Linked DNA regions of Homo sapiens: region 1 is linked to region 2. A link is an interaction called in ENCODE POLR2A ChIA-PET data of the cell type or tissue named here. Cell type or tissue: OCI-LY7. All regions are shown on one strand. Each heading gives the region's core, and the rest is flanking DNA. Links, peaks and the distances in the headings are about the cores only. Region 1 holds the start of RNVU1-26 (RNA, variant U1 small nuclear 26). Region 2 has its middle 18 kb from the start of PPIAL4D.

The links. ChIA-PET counts read pairs that join two places held together with the same protein. Peaks named below come from ENCODE experiments on the same cell type or tissue, not always from the same donor. Only the 100,000 strongest peaks of a DNase experiment are listed, where the experiment ranks them.
Region 1: POLR2A ChIA-PET joins it to region 2 with 5 read pairs; 1 of 35 experiments calls an interaction of 5 or more read pairs at or near these places.

The regions. Positions count from the first base shown.
Region 1 is chr1:144,518,718-144,528,740 of GRCh38, forward strand. RNVU1-26 (RNA, variant U1 small nuclear 26) reads right to left here and starts at 5,304; the gene lies at 5,143-5,304. In OCI-LY7, for the core only: no CTCF peak of the experiment used is centred there; DNase peaks (open chromatin) are centred at 5,019, 5,300 and 5,525; H3K4me3 peaks cover 897 bases; H3K27ac peaks cover 877 bases.
Region 2 is chr1:145,255,045-145,265,067 of GRCh38, forward strand. No RefSeq gene overlaps it. Among named protein-coding and RNA genes, the nearest start is that of PPIAL4D, 18 kb to the left of the region's middle. In OCI-LY7, for the core only: no CTCF peak of the experiment used is centred there; no DNase peak of the experiment used is centred there; H3K27ac peaks cover 443 bases.

The DNA.
Region 1 (10,023 bases), core at 642-8,641, 740 kb before region 2:
CTGCCTATCTTGTTTCCTGCTTTTCACTTTCTTGTTCTCACCTGGCTGATTTGTAAATAATAAAGTAACCGAAGTTAGACAATTCCAGCTACTTAAGATAACTGTGTTTCCAGGGAATCTGTTTCATGTGTAGAGAGGAAAAAATAAGTAGTCACAATCCTGGATTTTCTATGTGAATCAGTTTGCTTAGAGAGCAGCAGCTGTTAAAATATACATGATATTTGAGTTCAAACGGGAGCAGAAAGTATACTTAGTGTGGGCCAAAGAAAGGCATTTCAACGACAGGGCTCTTTCATCTGGAGTGGCGTGCCTAATTCTGATTTAGAGAAAAGCAGGTCTGATATTGTGCAGTGGAAAAGGAGTCCTGGGGCTGGGCATCAGAAAATCAGCTTTCAGACACTTCCTCCAGGTTGTAGCTGAGAAACTTGAGGCTCTTTAGTGAGATGAAAAAATAGTAGGCGTCTCATCCAGCACAGAACCATATTGTCACAGTGTACACACAGATGGCTGAAGGCAGAAAACACCACACCAGTTCAGTTCCCCCCAGTGAAACCTATCTTGCCTTGGTGGAAAGAAGTCACCAAATCTGAAGGTTTATCATGAACAGGCAAAAGAGTTTCACTTGTTTTCATGACTCAAAACATTTGGCTTAAACTGCATATCTCTCCATTTTAAATGTAAATTATAATAGGGAAACAGGAGGGAAATATGCAAGATTCTGGAAAACCTGAAGTTTCCATGTTTATCTTTTCTTTAGTTCCTTGCTCTTTAGAGTCAACCAACCCATTCCCTAGATATAGTTATAAAAAATGGCTGGGGTAAGAAAAACAAGTTCGGTGATATTTTTAAAACTGTATGCACAGTCACTTGGAGACCCTTGAATGATGTTAGGAGACTGAGCTTCCCATACTCACTGGGACACACACAGTTGCTCTTGTTTGTAAGAGAGGACGCTTCTGAAGTGTCATTTACTCTGTTGCTAGTATCAGCCTGCCTTCCCCTTGACCCCTGCCTTGTGGCCACCACTGTATCTCATGTCCACACCCTTCCTTGGCTGGGGCCCTGGAAGCCAGGGCATACTGAGTGGGACAGCTGGCAGGGGCTCGGGCTGGTGCGGTCACTGACAAAGAATCCTCCTCCGGCCTGTCAGTGGCAACTCTGCAGCTGTTGGCCCACATACCTGGCATACCTCCATCTCCAGGCAACTGCTGGGTGTGGGCAGGGATCCCAGCAGCACCCACTGGCGTCGGCTGCCTCCCACAATGCCAGCCCCCAGGTAGCCAAGAGGAGTGTCCAGGTGTCGGGGAGAGAAGCTGAGAGAAGCAGCGAGGGCCGTGGTTGTGGGAGAGAGGAGGAAGTTGGGAGGGTCACCCACACACTTACGGAAAGCTTGGTGCAAAGAGAAAGAGACCGCCTTTCAAAAACAGCCCTGCTCTACCATCCTGAACCTAGTCCTGATCATGCCTTGAAAAAATAGATTCCCAAGTGGGTCTTGCCTAAATAATGTAAGTGGACGTGGGAAAAGCACGGACTTGTCAGCAGTTTCAGAAGGTTCCTTGCTGCTGGTGACTTTGGAAAACTCCCTTAACCAGCGTGAGCCTCCATGTCTGCCTCCATATCCTCCTCCAGAGCAGGGGACTGTGTACCTTCCCCCAGGGAGGCCTGGAAGGATTTTGTTGGGTTTTCCTGATAAACTCACTCAGTGGATGAAAGGGGGGATGTTTGTAAAGTTGTCATATTTATGTTGAATGTAAGATCACTGAACTCTCACTGATATGCAGAAATCAACCTTAACGAGCGCTATCTGCAACACAAGAGATTTGTTTTCATGAGTACACACCTAGACGATGAACCTGTGCACACGACTTCATACTTTAAAAATGTCTCTTTTTTATCTTGCAGTTCTTTAAATACTAACAAGAATGGTTTTTAAAAGTGTTTTCAAATGTGAAAAAATACATATGACATAAAATTGATCATTAACCACTTAAGATGTGCGCAGGTCAGTGGCATCATGCACGTTGACAGTGCTGTGAAGCCATGACCACCATCCAGCCACAGAACCCTTTCATCTTGCAAAATTCAAACCCTGCACCCACTGAACAACAACCCCATTTCTCCTTCCCTCCAGCCCCTGGCAAGCACCATTCTATTTTCTCTTGCTATACATTTGACTATTCCAGGTACTTTATATTACTTTTAATGGCAAAAACCACAATAACTTCGCACCAACCTAAAATGAGTTGAATCATGTAGTATTTATTTGTTTGTTTGTTTGTTTATTTTTTTGACTGGCTCACTTCGCTTAGCATAATGTCCATTGTTTATTATCAGCAATTACATTTTAAAATTTCTAATCTTAGAAAAAGAGGCATACTGTTGTCAATGAGAGGTCAGCAGTTTCAGAATATATGAATAGAGGACAGACACAATAGACTTAAAAATTATTACCATTCGTTGTGCCAAGAAAACTTGCAAAAGTGTTCTTTCTCTGATGTAAGCATGCCAAAGGTCTGAATGTGTACACATGTATGTTACTTCCCCCACTCCTCTTTTCTTTCATTTTTATCTTTACTTTTTTCTAGGTAAGGACCGATTTTATTGTGGGGTGAAAAGTAACATAGAGCTGTACATTTTAAAGTGACTTGTATTCTCTATGTTAAGCTCAGTAAGTTGCCTCTGCTGCAGGTTGTAGGTATCTGTGTTTAGCCCTGCATTCTATCTGCTCATTTCCCCTGTCTTTAGCACAGCTTGCCTCTCCCCATCCGCACAACCCTGCCTAATTCTACTTGCTTTCTTTGACTCACTCATGAAGATTAAGTAGGTACTAAGTAAAATACAAGTATTTTACTTATATCTAAATCTCATGCCTTTTTAACAATATCAATATTACTTTTCTCACTTCAGAGATAAGGAAACTGAGGCTCGAAGATCTTATGTAACTGCCTATAGCCTAGCATCCATCTCAATGGGTGTCAAGAACTAGATCGAGTGTGTTTTGAGACAAATCCCAGAGGCTGCCCTGCACAGGATGTGGCAATCATCACTGCCTTAGTCATCTGACTTTTGCTTTTGGTTTGTGTGCTTGTTTGAGACAAGAGTCTTGCTCTGTCACCCAGGCTGGAGTGCAGTGGCACAATCACTGCCTCCTGCAACCCTTGCCTCCTTGGTTCAAGTGATTCTCCTCCCTCAGCCTCCCAAGTAGCTGGGATTATAAGTATATCCCACCACACCCAGCTAATTTGTGTGTGTGTGTGTGTGTGTGTGTGTGTGTGTGTGTGTTTAGTAGAGATGGGGTTTCACCATGTTGGCCATGCTGGTCTCGAACTCCTGACCTCAAGTTATCTGCCCACCTCGGCCTCCTAAAGTGTTGGGAATACAGGCATAAGCCACCATGCCCGGCCCTGACTTTTGCTTTCTATTGGGCTTACCTGTGTATTCTCACACTCTCGGGAGAACTCAACACTCCTGAAGAACACAGCCCATGACTCCTCATTTCTGTCTCCTGGCAAAGGCTAGCACAATATTTTGTGCAAAGGTTTTGCTTTCTTAATGATAAGTGAATGAAATATGGAAAAGTTTTAACATAAAAATATATTCAAGTTAGCATTTTGCCTGAAATTTATACTTAATTACAACTAGGAAATTAAGTGTACATGATCAACATATATGTATATATCATTTTCCTATTTGAGTACTGACAAGATGGAGGAAAGGCAAGGAAAAGCTGGAGAATTTGAAATATGCATGAGGTCATTTCCGTTCCAGAAATAGGAGACATAAAGTAGAGGTCGAGATCATTGACAGTGGGCTTTCTCGAGTCGGGTAGAGAAGGGGTCAGTCCTTCTAGAGCTGGATCCAACCGTGTGTGGCTCTCTACCCAAGGGTATCCACCTGCTCTCCATTCCCTCATCTGTCCACTGGGGTGCACACAGCACCTCTCATGGGAATTAAAAACGGTGGTGCCTGAGCAGCTTTCAAGGAGCCAGTGGCACTCGCTGCTCAGTGCACATGAGCTAGAGAGGAGTGGAGGCCTCAGCACAGGGCCTGGTACTAACTCGAGAGATATTTGTTGTGCCCTATACCCAGCAGATACTGAGTACATGCTCAATGTTGTCATTATTTTGATAGATATTTTCTTAAATCTGGATTATCATCCTTCAGTTTGGATAAGACAGACAATATTGATGGGTTGGGGTACTTTGTCAAAGAATGTAAAGAAAGATAATGTGAAGAAAGGCAATTTTGTGATTAAAAAGGAAACTTTATTCTTAGATTTGTTAATAAGTGTCTCTTACTGAATTATTTGCTTATTAGGCAAAACAGTGATATCATTGAATCATTCTAAAATTCCTTCCCTTTTATGTCTTGAGGTTATGAACACATGTAAGGCACCTCACCTGGCATCTGACAAACTCAACGAGACAATGAATGAACCAGAATAAATAATCATCTATTTTTTTTTCCCCCTGAACATTTCTACAGTTGAGACAGTCTTAGAATTTCTCTCTTGCATGCCAGGATATTAGACTGTTGAAATTGAATTCTTTTTTTTTTTTTTTTTTTTTTTTGAGACGGAGTCTCGCTCTGTCCCCCAGGCTAGAGTGCAGTGGTGCGATCTCGGCTCACTGCAACCTCCGCCTCCAAGGTTCACGCCATTCTCCTGCCTCAGCTTCCCGAGTAACTGGGACTACAGGCACCCGCCACGACACCTAACTAATTTTTTTGTATTTTTTAGTAGAGACGGGGTTTCACCGTGTTAGCCACGATGGTCTTGATCTCCTGACCTCGTGATCCGCCTGCCTCGGCCTCCCAAAGTGCTGGAATTACAGGTGTCAACCACCGCGCCCGGCTGAAATTGAATTTCTTTCTTTTCACCAACTCGAATTTCTTCTTCTCATGTAAGGTCATCTTACATAAGTGAGACTCCTTTGTTCCCTTTCCCTTAATAACAAGCCTACACGGATGTGAAGGTGGTGAACGCACCTCTTCTCATCTCAAAACATCCACGTGCTCTTCCATTTTTTTCTAACAAAGAAGGGAGAGGAGGTGACATGAAAACACACCATGGATATTGTTCAGCATTTGTAAAAGCTGAAAGTATCACTTGGTAGACAAACTGCTTTTTGCACTACAACCTCCAGAAGAAAGCGCGAACGCAATTCCCCACCACCACAAATTACAGTCCAGTTTCCCCACATGTGGAAGTAACAGGAGTCAGTCAGCACATACTGAGTACAATGGAGAAATCGCCCCCGAGAAACACCAACTTCATGGCCGTATTTTCTCCTGTTACGTAAGTATGAATGAACGCCCCTCCGCCCTGCCACAGCTCCATACGCCTCACCCCTTACACGCATGGTCACTTGGCCCGCGCATTCCCCCACCCCGCCCCCATGCCGCCTCAAGTCTTCCTAGCCCTGACACACAGCTGGGACTATCACGTCCAACCGGAGGTCCTGGACTAGCTCCCACAGCACGAGAAATCTTTCGTGGTGAAGCAGCAGCCCCTGAGCTGCCTCCTCTGCATAGGAATCGCCCTATCTGTGATGTCACCGACAGCGCCTTTCCCGTCCCCGTCTGCTCTTCCGCCCCACCCTCTGCCACTCGGCCGACCAACCAGCTGTGGGAGCGGGCGGAGGAAGTGACACCTGACTCTACCTCCTTTCCCTCCCATCCCCGTCCCTGGTCTCTCCCAAAGAAGTAGGTTCTTAGCCTGTGATGCAAAGGACCCCTTTGGCGGCCAGCTGGAGCCTGTGCGCTTTTCTTCAAATAATGGCTTTTAAAGCTCAGACTAGAAAGTTTAGGATTACAAAGAAAAACGGTTCTTTTCACATACGGTTATCCTTGTGATGTAGCATTTCGCTTGACATTTGGAAGTCGTTCAATATCAGAGAGAAACCGTATCTATGAAACTAGAGAGGCTGCTCAGATGACTGCAAACCAGCCATCCTTACTTGTTTTATCACTAGGAGTATTATAAAGACGGTCGTCCAGTTTCATGAATCTTGTAGGGTTTTTTTCAGATACAGCAATGTACAAAAATGTGCTGCCCCAGCAGAGCACACTGGACATTCAGGCATGGTGCTGGAGTTTGTCATCTCTTCACTGCCTTCTCTAGACCTTAGCGCTTACCTCATGTTAACACTTTATATGCTGCGAAGACAGAAACACAGTCATCCAAATTTGGCAAAAATATTTGGGAGAAGTTTTATTTCAGGTGTTTAACTGATTACTTTTAATATGTAGACTACAACACCAAACTCTGAGAATACTCCACAGACTTATTAATGGTTTCCACCCCCGTCTCTGCAAATCTATCAGGCAAGTTTTTCCTGCCCTTTACTTTCATATAAGCTGAGTCACAGTCTGTAGTGGGTTTTGGGGGGAGTGTTACTGCCCAACAGGTACACCCTGCCTGCTGCCTAGACAGAGCCAATTTTTCGACACAGGGGAATTGCAATAAAGAGCTGCACTCTTTATTTGGTGATTGGGGGCCGGTGAATTGAGAGTTCTGCTTGGCCAGGTCGGAGATGAAATCACAGGGAGCTGAAGCTGTGGTCTTGTGCTGGGTCAGTTCCTGCTTGGGGGCCACAAGACCAGCTGAGCCAGGTTATCAGTCTAGCTGGTGCCAGCTGATCCACTGAGTGCAGGGTCGGCAAAATATCTCAAGCACTGATCTTAGGTTTTCCAATAACGATGTGATCTCCAGGAACAATTTGGGGAGGTTTAGAATCTTGCAGCCAGAGGCTACATGACTCCTAAACCATAATTTCTAATCTCGTGGCTAATTTGTTAGTCCGGCAAAGGCAGTCTAGTCCCCAGGCAGGAAAGGGGTTTGCTTTGGGAAAGGGATATTATCATCTTTGTTTCACAGCTAAACCATAAACTAATTTCCTCCCAAAGTTATTTCGGCCTGTGCCCAGCAATCAACAAGGACAGCTTGTACGTTAGAAGCAAGATGGAATCAGTTAGATCAGATCTCTTTCACTGTGGTAATTGTCCCAGTTGTAATTTTTGCAAAGGCGGTTGCAGAAGCAGAGGCATAGGTCTGACTTCTTTCACTCAGTCCTATGTCTATGAATTTTTCATGTTATTCATATGGTTATTTGGTTCTACGTGTATTCCTTTGTAGGAATATACATTAACTTATGTATTTCTTCTACTGTTGTTGAACATGTTGACCTAAAAGAAGGAGGCTGAAGCACAAAATATAATTTAGAGTTTACTTGAGTCAACATGAAGACAACTGCCTGGAAGACTCACACCAAGGAAGCTTGGATCTGAGCTCCCTTTGGCCTTTGTCACAAGCAGGTTTTTATTTTTTATTTTTTATTTATTTATTTATTTTGAGACGGAGTCTCACTCTGTCGCCCAGGCTGGAGTGCAGTGGCGCGAACTCTGCTCCGCCTCCCGGGTTCTCGCCATTCTCCTGCCTCAGCCTCCCTAGTAGCTGGGATTACAGGCACCCGCCACCACGCCCAGCTAATTTTTTTGTATTTTTTTAATAGAGACGGGGTTTCACCGTGTTAGCCAGGATGGTCTGGATCTTCTGACCTCATGATCCGCCTGCCTCGGCCTCCCAAAGTGCTGGGATTACAGGCGTGAGCCACCGCACCCTGCCCACAAGCAGGTTTTTAAAGTTCAAAAGCAGGGACAGACAGTGGGCTGATAGGTGCCTATCAGGAATTCTCATTGGTTTACAGAAATAACATTGCTTGGTGATTGGCTATATGTTGTTAAGTTATAGGGTATGGGGGTATAGGGATTGGTGTGGCATTATTAGGTTAATTTACAGCTACTTAAGGCAATAGCAAGCAGTTTCAACGGATGAATACATAGCTCAGCGCAGCTCAAAAGGAAGGAGCGGAAAGTGGTTGCTGTCTCGATTTAACGTCTCTCTGGGCCTGATCATTTGAAAGGGCTCACATTCCTCAGATAAAAAGTTTTTTTAATCTTTCTTCTTGAAAGCATCGATGATCAAAAGCTAAGTCAAGGGTGTCCTTCTTTGCCAGAAAGGCTCATTCCCGGATAGTCCTGTCCCAAGCAGGGGACAGGGGAGGAAAGAAGCCACCTCACTGAGGAATTTTTAAGAATGCCCAAAAGTCCAATTGAAAGGGCATTACAGCCAGGCATGGTGGCTCACACCTGTAGTCCCAGCACTTCAGGAGGCCAAGATAGGTGGATTGCCTGAGTCCAGGAGTTCAAAACCAGCCTGGGCAACATGGTGAAACCCCATCTCTACAAAAAATACAAAGTTAGCCAGGTGTAGTGGCACACACCTTAGTCCCAGCTATTCAGGAGGCTGAGGTAGGAGGACTGCTTGAGCCTGGGAGTTTGAGGCTGCACTGAGCTAATATCACACCACTGCACTCCAGCCTGGGTGACAGAGTGAGACTCGGTCTTAAAAAAAAAAAGGGCATCATAGAGTGGCAAAAAAAAAAAAAAAAAGAGAGAGAGAGAGAGGGGCCTCAGTTAAGTCTACAGCTGCTGTCACTTATTGAATCATCTCTACTCTTCAGAATACCATGAAATTAGTTTTCCCAGAAGTAAAACGATGAGAGATACATAACAATAATGACATTGCACTTCATCATTCCATGCCCTTCGACATTTATAGGGCCATGGATGGTGATCTTTTCAAGAGACAAAAATAAACGCCAAACAGGTAGGTGCGCTATAACTTGAGTACATCAGCTTTTGGGCATTTAAACCATGGGTCAGAAATTTAGAGCAAGAGGGCAGGTTGGATCTTGATAGCAGGAGGGAGTGTTTTTCTTTTAACTTTCCAGTGGCATCATGGTGTTAACCACTGTTATTTCAGAGTGAAGAAACAATTTTTTGTTTGGTTGGTTTTGTACTTTTTATTTTTATTATAATTACTTTTTAAGACAAGGACTCTGTCTCCCAGGCTGGAATTCAGTGACAAGATCACAGCTCAGTACAGCCTTGACCTCTTGACCTCCAAGGCTCAATGGCTCATCCTCCCAAGCAGCTGGGACTACAGGCACACACCACCACACGCAGCTTATTTATTTATTTTTTGAGACAGGGTCTCATTCTGTTGCCCAGGCTGGAGTGCAGTGGCGTCATCAGGGTTTGCTGCAGGTTTGAACTCCTTAGCTCAAGTCATCCTCTCACCTCATGCTCCTGAGTAGCTGGGACTACAGGTGGGCACCACCACACCCAGCTAATTTGTATATATTTTATAGAGCCAGTGTTTCACCATTTTGCCCAGGCTAGTCTCAAACCCCTGTGCTCAAGTGATCCTTCTGCCTTGGCCTCCCAAAGTGCTGGGATTACAGGCAATTATTTTGACAATACGATTACGATGGGTTAAACTGAGACTTGCAGCAGGAAGGTTAGGGTGAGTCAGACAGATTAGATAAACAGGTTTTGCTTGATATGACCCTGAGTTGCATCGTGAGTGCAATCAGGAGGAATACAGGTGAAATTTAGCACAGGATGTACCAATGGGTCATTATGGTCAAAAGTGGTTTGTGGTTTTGAGTGGCAAACCTGGAACCTTGTCAAATTTCCCACAGAGGTAATGGTTTGTGAGATTCTAATCAGAGAATTATCCCTCCCTGCTGTAATCAAATTAATTAGGGACAGTAAAACAGAAATCTGATCACAGGTATTCTGCTATGTATGTATGTATGTATATGTATATACACATACACGCAAGAGGAGTAGTGTGTCATATCTTAAGAGAATATGCATATAGGGTGATTTTACCAAAACCACCAAGAGACAACCCCTACAACTTAAAGGAGCCCTAATGGTGTATGTATTCCAGTCCGCAAAAAAGAGACTAACTCTCTCAGGCACGGTCAGCACTGGAATTGTAACTGATTATACAGGCCAGTATCTTGGGTGAAAGCGGACTACACCAGATGTCAGCTACTTGCCATCTCTGTCAGGAAGATTGTGAGTTACCTCTAAGTGAAAATCTCCACTGATAGATGTCCACTCTGGTAGGGTTGCCTTTTACAAGAGAAACATGAATCCATGTGTCAACGC
Region 2 (10,023 bases), core at 1,107-9,106:
TATAATTCATGCACCCAGTAAGAAAATCAAAAAATTAAATAAAGGTAAAAATGAAATATAAAATTCTCTTTCCTCTAGTCTCTTACCCCCAGACATCTAGAATCTCTCCTTAAGATAATCACTGTTGACAATTTCTTGAGTATCTTTTTAAAAATGACCTTAATACACATCCCCCATATAGAATATAGATCTTAAACAAGTTAGAAAATAAAATTTTATCTTTTAGTATTACACAAAAGGATGTTCAGAACTAGGCTTTGTATTTTTTTTTTCTAGAGATGAGGTCTCACCGTGTTGCCCAGGTTGGTCTCAAACTCCTGGGCTCAAGCAATCCTCCCGCCTCAGTCTCCAAAAGTGTTGTGATTACAAGCATGAGATGAAGTCTTGCCTGGCCTAGGCTTTCTATTTTTGTTTAATAATTTACCTTCAAGATATTCTTAACTTTTAACAACTGTATTGTATAAATATATTTTTTATTTAAACAATAGGCTACCAATAACATTAATAACATATCTTGGTTTATGTATTTTACAAGATTCTCCATGTGATAAATTCCAACCTGAGAAGTTGCTATAGAACATATGAATTTAACATTTTTTAATTGCTGTGATCTAATATGATCCTAAAACATGGCCCTAGTTTATATTCCTATGAGAATGTCTAATACCTACACTCTTGCTAACATTGACTGCTATTGCATTTTAAAGACTCAATAATTTGGTTGGATTGATGTTGAACATCTTCTGTTATTCCTGGCCATTGCATTTCTTTTTCTACCTATTAATCTCCCTTGTATAATATTGCATTATTTGTCTTTTTTGTCTCATTTATCGACAAAGATTAAAGTTATTGGCAGTAGTGAAAATGGAGAAAAAAATCAAAATTCAAATACTGTAGAGTACAATATTTTGGAGAATAATTTGATTCTATATATTGAAATTTAAATTGTCTTTAATCTTTGACCCAGTTATTCTATTTCTAGTAATTTTTCTACCCAAATAATAATTCAGGAAGAAAACCTTTACAGAGATTATTCTTATAATGTTTGTGATACAATATTTACGGGCAACATAAATTCTCATCCAGAGATTGGAGTAAATATTATATAGTATATCTGTAGAATGAAATGTACCTTGCTGTTTAAATGAATAAATTAGTTATTATCATAAAATAAATGTCATGTAAAGACATTTATTTTATGGTGTATAAAATTAGAAAAACAAGTTATTAACAAAACATGATTTTTTGTAAAATGCTTTTATTTTGTTTTTAATTGACATAATAATTGCACATGTTTATGGGGTACAGTGTGGTGCTTTAGTGCATGTGTACATTGTGTAATGGTCAAATTTAAAAATTACATGTATTGACAGAAAAAGTGTTTGGATATTTGTATCCTAAATGCTAACAGTGATGATATCTGGAATGTGGAACTGCTGGTAATTTTTCCCTTTTTCTTTTAGAGATTTTTGTACTTATTTTTAATAATAAACATATACTAATTTTATAATAAAAATAACAATGAAGTCCTTTCCATTTTGAAAAATTAATTCCAATAGAAAAATACTGTACTCGAGCCACTTTCCAGGGTTTTCTTATTCTTAGTGCTGGTATAAGGTACCAGTGATATTATATTTTCAGATATGTTTGGCTTTTCTGCCTTATGGTTGAAGATGAGCTTAGGAAGTATTGCTGCCTAATTTTCAGGCTTTTGAGCCAATGCTTGGTGCACAAAAAGCACCACATCAACTTTAAACAGAATATTCTGCTTCTTTAGACTGTATTTCCTACTTTTTATAGTATTTATTAGCGCCAGAACTCTGTGACTGTTTGTTTCCCAAAGAACAAGAGAGAAAGATCAAGGAAATTGAGAAGCAATGAAACTAGATTTAATTAATACTCTGGCTTGTCAGCAGCTTTCATGAAAGATTTGTTTGTTGAAGAAGTTGAACCTATTAGCTTAAACAGGGATTAACTCTGCCAACTCTGACAGAGCATGGACAATTAAGAGTTTATTGGAAATTAATTGAAAATAATACAGTGTTGTGAGGTGGGATGAAGATGATTTCCTTTAAGGAAATTATGCCAAGTGTTTTGAATCAGCCAAGGATAAACAAATGCAGACTATCATTTGATGGAGGTATTATAAACTGATAACATGATTCGAAGTATAAGAATGGCAAATTGTGAAGAATGAATAAAATTACAGAGATAAATAGCAAAAATGTGAAACTAAAATAAAGAGGAACAGTGAGTAAATGGGGTTAGCTGAGAATATGGTTTAACAGGGCATACTCTATTCATTTATGAAGAAATTTTAATCCTCAAAATGCTACTTGTCTTAGTCTGTGTAGGCTGCTGTAACAAAATACCACAAGCTGAGTAACTTATAAACAACAGAAATTTCTTACAGTTGTGCAGGCTGGGAAGTCCAATATTAAGGCAGATTCAGCATCTGGGGTGAGGTTCACCCTTCTGGCTCATAGATGGCAACTTCCTGCTGTATCCCCATACTTTGGAAGGGGCCAATGAGCTCTCTGGGATCTCTTTTATAAGGGCACAAATCCCATTCATGAGAATCTTGTCCTCATGACCTAATCACCTCCCCAAGGCTCTATCTCCTAACACGAGTAGCTTGGGGGTTAGGATTTCAATATACAAATTTGGGGGGACATAAACAGTCAGTCTGTGACATTGCCATTTCATCAGTAAGAATTTTCATGAACTCACTATTAAGATTTATGTTTAGGTTTTTTATGCGGATGTTCTCACTTTATAATATTGTTTGTCTGCATAGTTTAAAGAAAAGGACAATGCCCAATTAGAACAGGAGGTGTCTTTTGTTGGCCAGCAAAATATTTTAAGATGCCTTGAGTGTGACCCTACATAGAGATCATCAAGGTAACATCATTTTGTTCTTGTTCTAGATCCACATGTTTCACTCAAGATCCCAGAAAGAAAATGTATGAAAACACATTGGAAGACAATAATCCATCCTTACAATGCTAGCCAATGTTTATTATTGCTTTCTATGTGTGAGGAATTGTGTTAAACACTTAAAAAGATGTTATCCCTCATAATTATCATAACACCTGAAGAAGTAGGTGGGGTGATTTTCTCCAATTTAGATATTATAGGAACTGAAACACTTGCCCACTAAACAGGCAATTGAAAGAGATAGGATTTCTATAGAAAATTGCCAGCTCCACAGCTAGTGTTCCTATTCTCATCATTAGTGTTCCCTTAGTGGTTTTGATATTACACCTAATACTATTTAATACAAAATTAAAGCATCCACCCTATTCTGGGATTTACTGTCAAGAATAGAGCACTGAGCCTGATAAACAGTATCCACTTTGGAATGCATGTTTCTATCCAGCTACTTAATATGACATAAGTTCATTGGACATTAAGGCCAGATTTCTTGACATGCTTTACCCTCAAATTAACAAGTTTGGCTTATTCAATTATGGACCTTTAACCCTTAGGCCAGATAGTATATGAGGCCTAGAGTAGTGGAAAAAGGTAACTGGATTTACAAAATATGACTCTTCAAATTCTGTAAGAATTCAATATATTGAGGAACGTTTAGGTGCATAGTAAAATTATAATTTCATATTGTTGCACAGACTCAGGCAGATGAAAGAGACTCCAATAGTGGTCAGGTAGTACCCAGACAGTCAGTTGATTGTCTCTGTGCTGAAAGGATTTAAAGATGAAGAAGAGTTTGCTCCAATGTATGTTTCAATATCTCATTGTTTTACAATAATATTTGAAATAATACCTAGGAACCCAACTTACAAGGGATGTGAAGGACCTATTCAAGGAGAACTACAAACCACTGCTCAAGGAAATAAAAGAGGACACAAACAAATGGAAGAACATTCCATGCTCATGGATAGGAAGAATCAATATCGTGAAAATGGCCATACTGCCCAAGGTAATTTATAGATTCAATGCCATCCACATCAAGCTACCAATGACTTTCTTTACAGAATTGGAAAAAAACTACTTTAAAGTTCATACGGAAACAAAAAAGAGCCCGCATTGCCAAGTCAATCCTAAGTGAAAAGAACAAAGCTGGAGGCATCACGCTACCTGACTTCAAACTAGACTACGAGGCTACAGTAACCAAAACAGCATGGTAGTTGTACCAAAACAGAGATATAGACCAATGGAACAGAACAGAGCCCTCAGAAATAACACCACACATCTACAACCATCTGATCTTTGACAAACCTGACAAAAGCAAGAAATGGGGAAAGGAATCCCTCTTTAATAAATGGTGCTGGGAAAACTGGCTAGCCATATGTAGAGAGCTGAAACTGGGTCCCTTCCTTACACCTTATACAAAAATTAATTCAAGATGGATTAAAGACTTACATGTTCGACCTAAAACCATAAAAACCCTAGAAGAAAACCTAGGCAATACCATTCAGGACACAGGCATGGCAAGGACTTCATGTCTAAAACACTGAAAGCAATGGCAATAAAAGCCAAAATTGACAAATGGGATCTAATTAAACTAAAGAGCTCCTACACAGCAAAAGAAACTGCCATCAGCGTGAACAGGCAGCCTACAGAATGGGAGAACATTTTTGCAATCTACTCATCTGACAAAGGGCTAATATCCAGAATCTACAATGAACTCAAACAAATTTACAAGAAAAAACAAACAACCCCAACAACAAGTGGGCGAAGTATATGAACAGACACTTCTCAAAAGAAGACATTTATGCAGCCAACAGACACATGAAAAAATGCTCATCATCACTGGCCATCAGAGAAATGCAAATCAAAACCACAATGAGATACCATCTCACACCAGTTAGAATGGCGATCATTAAAAAGTCAGGAAACAACAGGTGCTGGAGAGGATGTGGAGAAATAGGAACACTTTCACACTGTTGGTGGGACTGTAAACTGGTTAAATCATTGTGGAAGACAGTGTGGTGATTCCTCAAGGATCTAGAACTAGAAATACCATTTGACCTAGCCATCCCATTACTGGGTATATACCCAAAGGATTATAAATCATGCTGCTATAAAGACACACGCACACGTATGTTTATTGCGGCACTATTCACAATAGCAAAGACTTGGAACCAACCCAAATGTCCATCAGTGATAGACTGGATTAAGAAAATGTGACACATATACACCATGGAATACTATGCAGCCATAAAAAAGGATGAGTTCATGTCCTTTGTAGGGACATGGATGAAGCTGGAAACCATCATTCTCGGCAAACTATCACAAGGACAAAAAACCAAACACCACATGTTCTCACTCACAGGTGGGAATTGAACAATGAGAACACATGGATACAGGAAAGGGAACATCACACACTGGGGCCTGCTCTGTGGTGGGGGGCTGGGGGAGGGATAGCATTAGGAGATATACCTAATGTAAAAGATGAGTTAATGGGTGCAGCACACCAACATGGCACATGTATACATATGTAACAAACCTGCACGTTGTGCACATGTACCCTAGAACTTAAAGTATAATAAAAAAAATTAAAATATTCTGCAGTCACAGTGACTGTCTTGGCTTCTCTTAATTTATGAGGACCTTTGTCTTATAGACTCTTTTTTTTAAAAAAAGATGGGGTCTTGCTATGTTGTCCATGCTGGAGTGCAGTGGCTATTCACAGGCTTGATCATTGCATACTACAGTCTGGAACTCCTGGACTCAAGTCTCCCAGTGGCTGGGAATACAGGTGAGTGCCTACCACACCTAGCCTGATTTACAGATTTTTGACATCTATTATAGTTAAATGTATTTTCAGCATTTGCATATTAAAGGAATAATATTGATGCTTAACTTCATTAGTGATCAGGGAATTCCAAATTTAAAAAAAATTTTTTCATCTCTTATAGTATATTTAAAAATTCATTGCTGATAAGGATTCAGGGACGCCAACATTGTACATTGGTAGTGAAAATGTAAATTGGAAACTTTCTGTAATCTGACAGTAATTATTTTTTTAAAAATCCTTTTGAACTTGCAGTTCTACTTTTGGGATTTGAATTTATGGAAAGTAAAGTGCCAGTGAGAAAGAATATTGTTGCCCCTTGAACAACATAGGGTTAGGGGAGCTGGCCTCCCACACAGTGAAAAATCTGCATACAACTTTTGATTCCCCCCAAACTACTAATAACCTATTGTTGACCAGAAGGCTTACTGATAACATGCGTTACATTTAAGACATATTTTGCATGCTATGTGTATTATATACTGTATTCTTACAATAAACTAAGCTACAGAAAAGAAATTATAATCAAGAAAATTGTAAGGAAGAGAAAATATATGACCCATTCATTAAGTGGAAGTAGATCATCTTAAAGGTCTTCATCATTGTTGTGTTCATGTTGAGTAGGCAGAGGAGGAGGAGGAGGAGCTGGTCTTTGTGTCTTAGGGTAGCAGAGGTGGAAGAGGGTGAAGGGATGGAAGGGGAAGCAAAAGAGGCAAGCACACTTGGTGAAACTTTACAAAAATACATCATTATTTCTGTCTATTTTGCTTTTTCATTTCTCTAAAAACATTTCAGTGTAGTACCTATCCGTCTTCCACCATTTGCTTTAGTTTCAGTTCCTGTATCATGGAACGGTCTATGTCATAAAAGAAGTCAAAAGTAGTCTTGAATAATCAAAGCTTTTTTGCCAGATTGTTGAATGCCAATTTGTTTTCTGGCACTGCTTTTCCTATGTCTTCTTCCTCATTATCTGGCACTGGTTAGGAAGCACTCATCTCCATGAAGTCATCTTTTGTTAATTCCTCTGGTGTGGTGTGTATTAGCTCTTAAATTCCTCCAAGATCCATATCTTACAACCCTTCACTCCACACCTTTTTTTCCCTTCATATCCATACTTCTTTCCATGGTTTTCTCTAAATTGGGTTTGTCGTAATTCTGTAGCTATGCACAACATCTGGACACAAATTGTGCTTTTGTCCAGCAGGAATTTATTGTTTTGAGTTTCATGGTTTTCTCTATCAACTGATGACATCTTGAAAGGTGTAAGCCTTCCAGACTTCCATGATGTTCTCTCTATTGGGTTTCTCTTTTGCAATGTTGACAAACCTTTCCATAGAGTGCCATATGTAGAGCCTTAAAGGTCCTTATGACTCCCTTATCTAGAGGCTGAAGTAGAGATGTGTTTGGGGGAAAAGGAGAACACTTCAGTGCCTTTGGTGTTGAACTCATGGGGTTCTGGGTGGCCAGGGGGCATTTTCCAATTAAACAACAACAACAAAAAACTTTAAAAAGCAGTCCCTTACTGGCAAGGTACTTCTGACTTCAGGGACAAAGCACTGATGGAACTAATCCAGAAAAAGCATTCTCATAGTCCAGGCCTTCTTGTTGTACAACCAAAAGACTGGCAACTAGTGTTTCTCTTTTCCCTTTCAAGACTCAGGGGTTAGCAGCTTTATAGTTAAGGGCAGCCCTGATCATAAACCCGACTACATTTGCACAAAGCAGTAGAGTTAGCCTATCCCTTCCTGCCTTAAATCTTGGTGCTTGCTTCTCTTCCTTACTAATAAATGATCTTTGTGGCTTTTATTTTTCCCCCTGGAATAGGGCACTTTCAGCTGCATTAATACCTATTCAGGCAGATATCCTTTCTCCTCAATGTTTTTCTTAACGGCATTTGAGAATTCACTTGCTGGTTCTTGGTTGGCAGAAGTTGCTACTCCCATTATCCTGACATTTTTAAAACCAAACCACTTTCTAAAATTATCAAATCATCCTTTGCTGCCATTAAATTCTCCAGCTTTAGATCTTTCACCTTGCTTTTACTTTAAGTTGTCAAATAATGACTTCGCTATTTCTTGAATCAAATAAGAGTCTATAGGTATGTCTTTCTTATAGCAATTCTGTACCCCACATAAAAGCTGCATTTTGAATATGAGATAAGAAAGGACAAGGTTTTCATGCCTGTTGGCACGAAATGAGGCCTTATGAATTTCTCTTTTTTTTTTTAAGGGACCTTACACTGGATTCATTTATTTTGAAATGGCAGGCAGCTGAAGAACTCAATCTATAGGAAGCAATCTAACTTTTTCTCATAATGTCACAACTTTTCTCTGCTTCTTGGGAGCACTCCCAGCATCACTTGTGGCACTTTGTATTGGTCTCATGGTGTTATTCAAGATTTATAGTATTACACTAAGCACAATGAAAAGAGAACTGTGAGAGAACACACTATTTACTTAGATACAGAATTTACTGAAGAGACCAAGTGCTCATGGCAGATACTGGCAACATGAGCTCTCCACAGTAGCAACAGGGGGTGGCTACAAAATTATTATAATAGTACATACACTGGAAAGTAGACGCTGGAGAATATTCCAAAAGATGCCAGGGTTGGAGGGGAGTGAGGGTTGAAAAATGATTATTGGGTACAATGTTCACTATTGGGGTGATGAGTACAGTAAAACCTCAGACTTCACCACTAGCAATATATCCAAATAACAAAACAATCATATAATAAAACTATGCTTGTACCTAGCACATTTATAAAAATAAAATAAAAGTAATTATTTGGGTAGTACAGTATGTGCTATAGTTAATTGTATGCAGTTGTGGTTTAATACAGCATCTTTATGTTTGTTTATGTTTCTCTTGACTGCAAATAGTGACTTGTACGGTTTGTGTGCATACATTTTGATAAGTTTTAACTTTTTATAATAGATTTGTGTATATTTTATGGTAGTAAATGATAAAATAGATTAATATATACATATACTTTATGCATTCAGGATGTACATAGCTTTTTCTTAATTTTTTTTTTATATTCTAGGCTATGCAGTTAGTCTGTTAGTTTTTTCAATTGCAATTCTCCAAAACTTTTTCTGATATATTTTTTTTTTTTTTAAATACCAGTGTAGGCGGACCTGCACAGTTGAAACCCATGTTGTTCCAAGGTCAACTAAAAAATCTGAAATCTGAAATGCTTCAAAATTGGAAACATTTTGAGCACTGATATGATGCCACAGGTGAAAAATTTCACATATGACATTATATGACTGGTCACAGCCAAAAGACAGTCAAAATTTTGTTTCTTGCACAAAATTTTACAAATACATAAAATTACCTTCAGGCTACATGTATACTATATGTAGGGAATGTAAATAAATTTAGATTGGGTCTCATTCCTAACATATCATGTTATGATATGAAAATATTTCAAAATTTGAAAAAATCCAAAATCTACAATATTTTTGGTCCCAAGCATTTCATATAAGGGATACCATACTCCAGAATGTTAGAATGTTTATGGCTACTTTGTTTGTAGTACAGGGGGAAAAAAACCATGATGAGTCTCCATCAGTAAAAAGATAGTTTAAAAACTTGTAGAATTTACTCATATACATATATTTACACATGCATATATGCACACATATTATTTTTCTCTATATAGAGAAACTGTGCATTCATTTAAAGTGATATTTCCTCTGTTAATTGACTTGGAGAAATGTTCATACTGTGTTGATAAGTTGGAAAATCAGTTTGTTTACATGAGGTGAAGTGGAAAAGTTAAACTACATTATAAAGTACATTATAGGCTTTTCAAAGGGCAAAAAAGTGTCACCTGAGATGAGGCAATGAAGTGCTCATGGCCATTCATCCCTGTTTTACACCAATAGAAAGAAAAGTTTGGAAAATGATGGATTTCTCAATAAAATTTCAAGGAAGTAGAAATAAATATGTTACTGTACTAATGTATTCATGTCTTCTTAAGAGAAATGGAACTCCAAATTTTTAGAATTTTTGAATAGGAATGATAGAGGAAAGAAAACAGAACACTAGTGACTCCGGCATTGTCTGAAGCTGAGGACTGGGCTGTGGGTAACCCACAGGTGATATTACTTTAGCCTGAATAATCCAGACGTTATGATGTTTTGGCCTCTGTGTCCAAGACTCTTGTAGATTTCTTGTCAGGCCACAATTCTTTGAGTGAGAGTAATATTTTTTCAGTAGGCAAAAATCCCTTGAAAGATCAATCCAGGGACATTTAT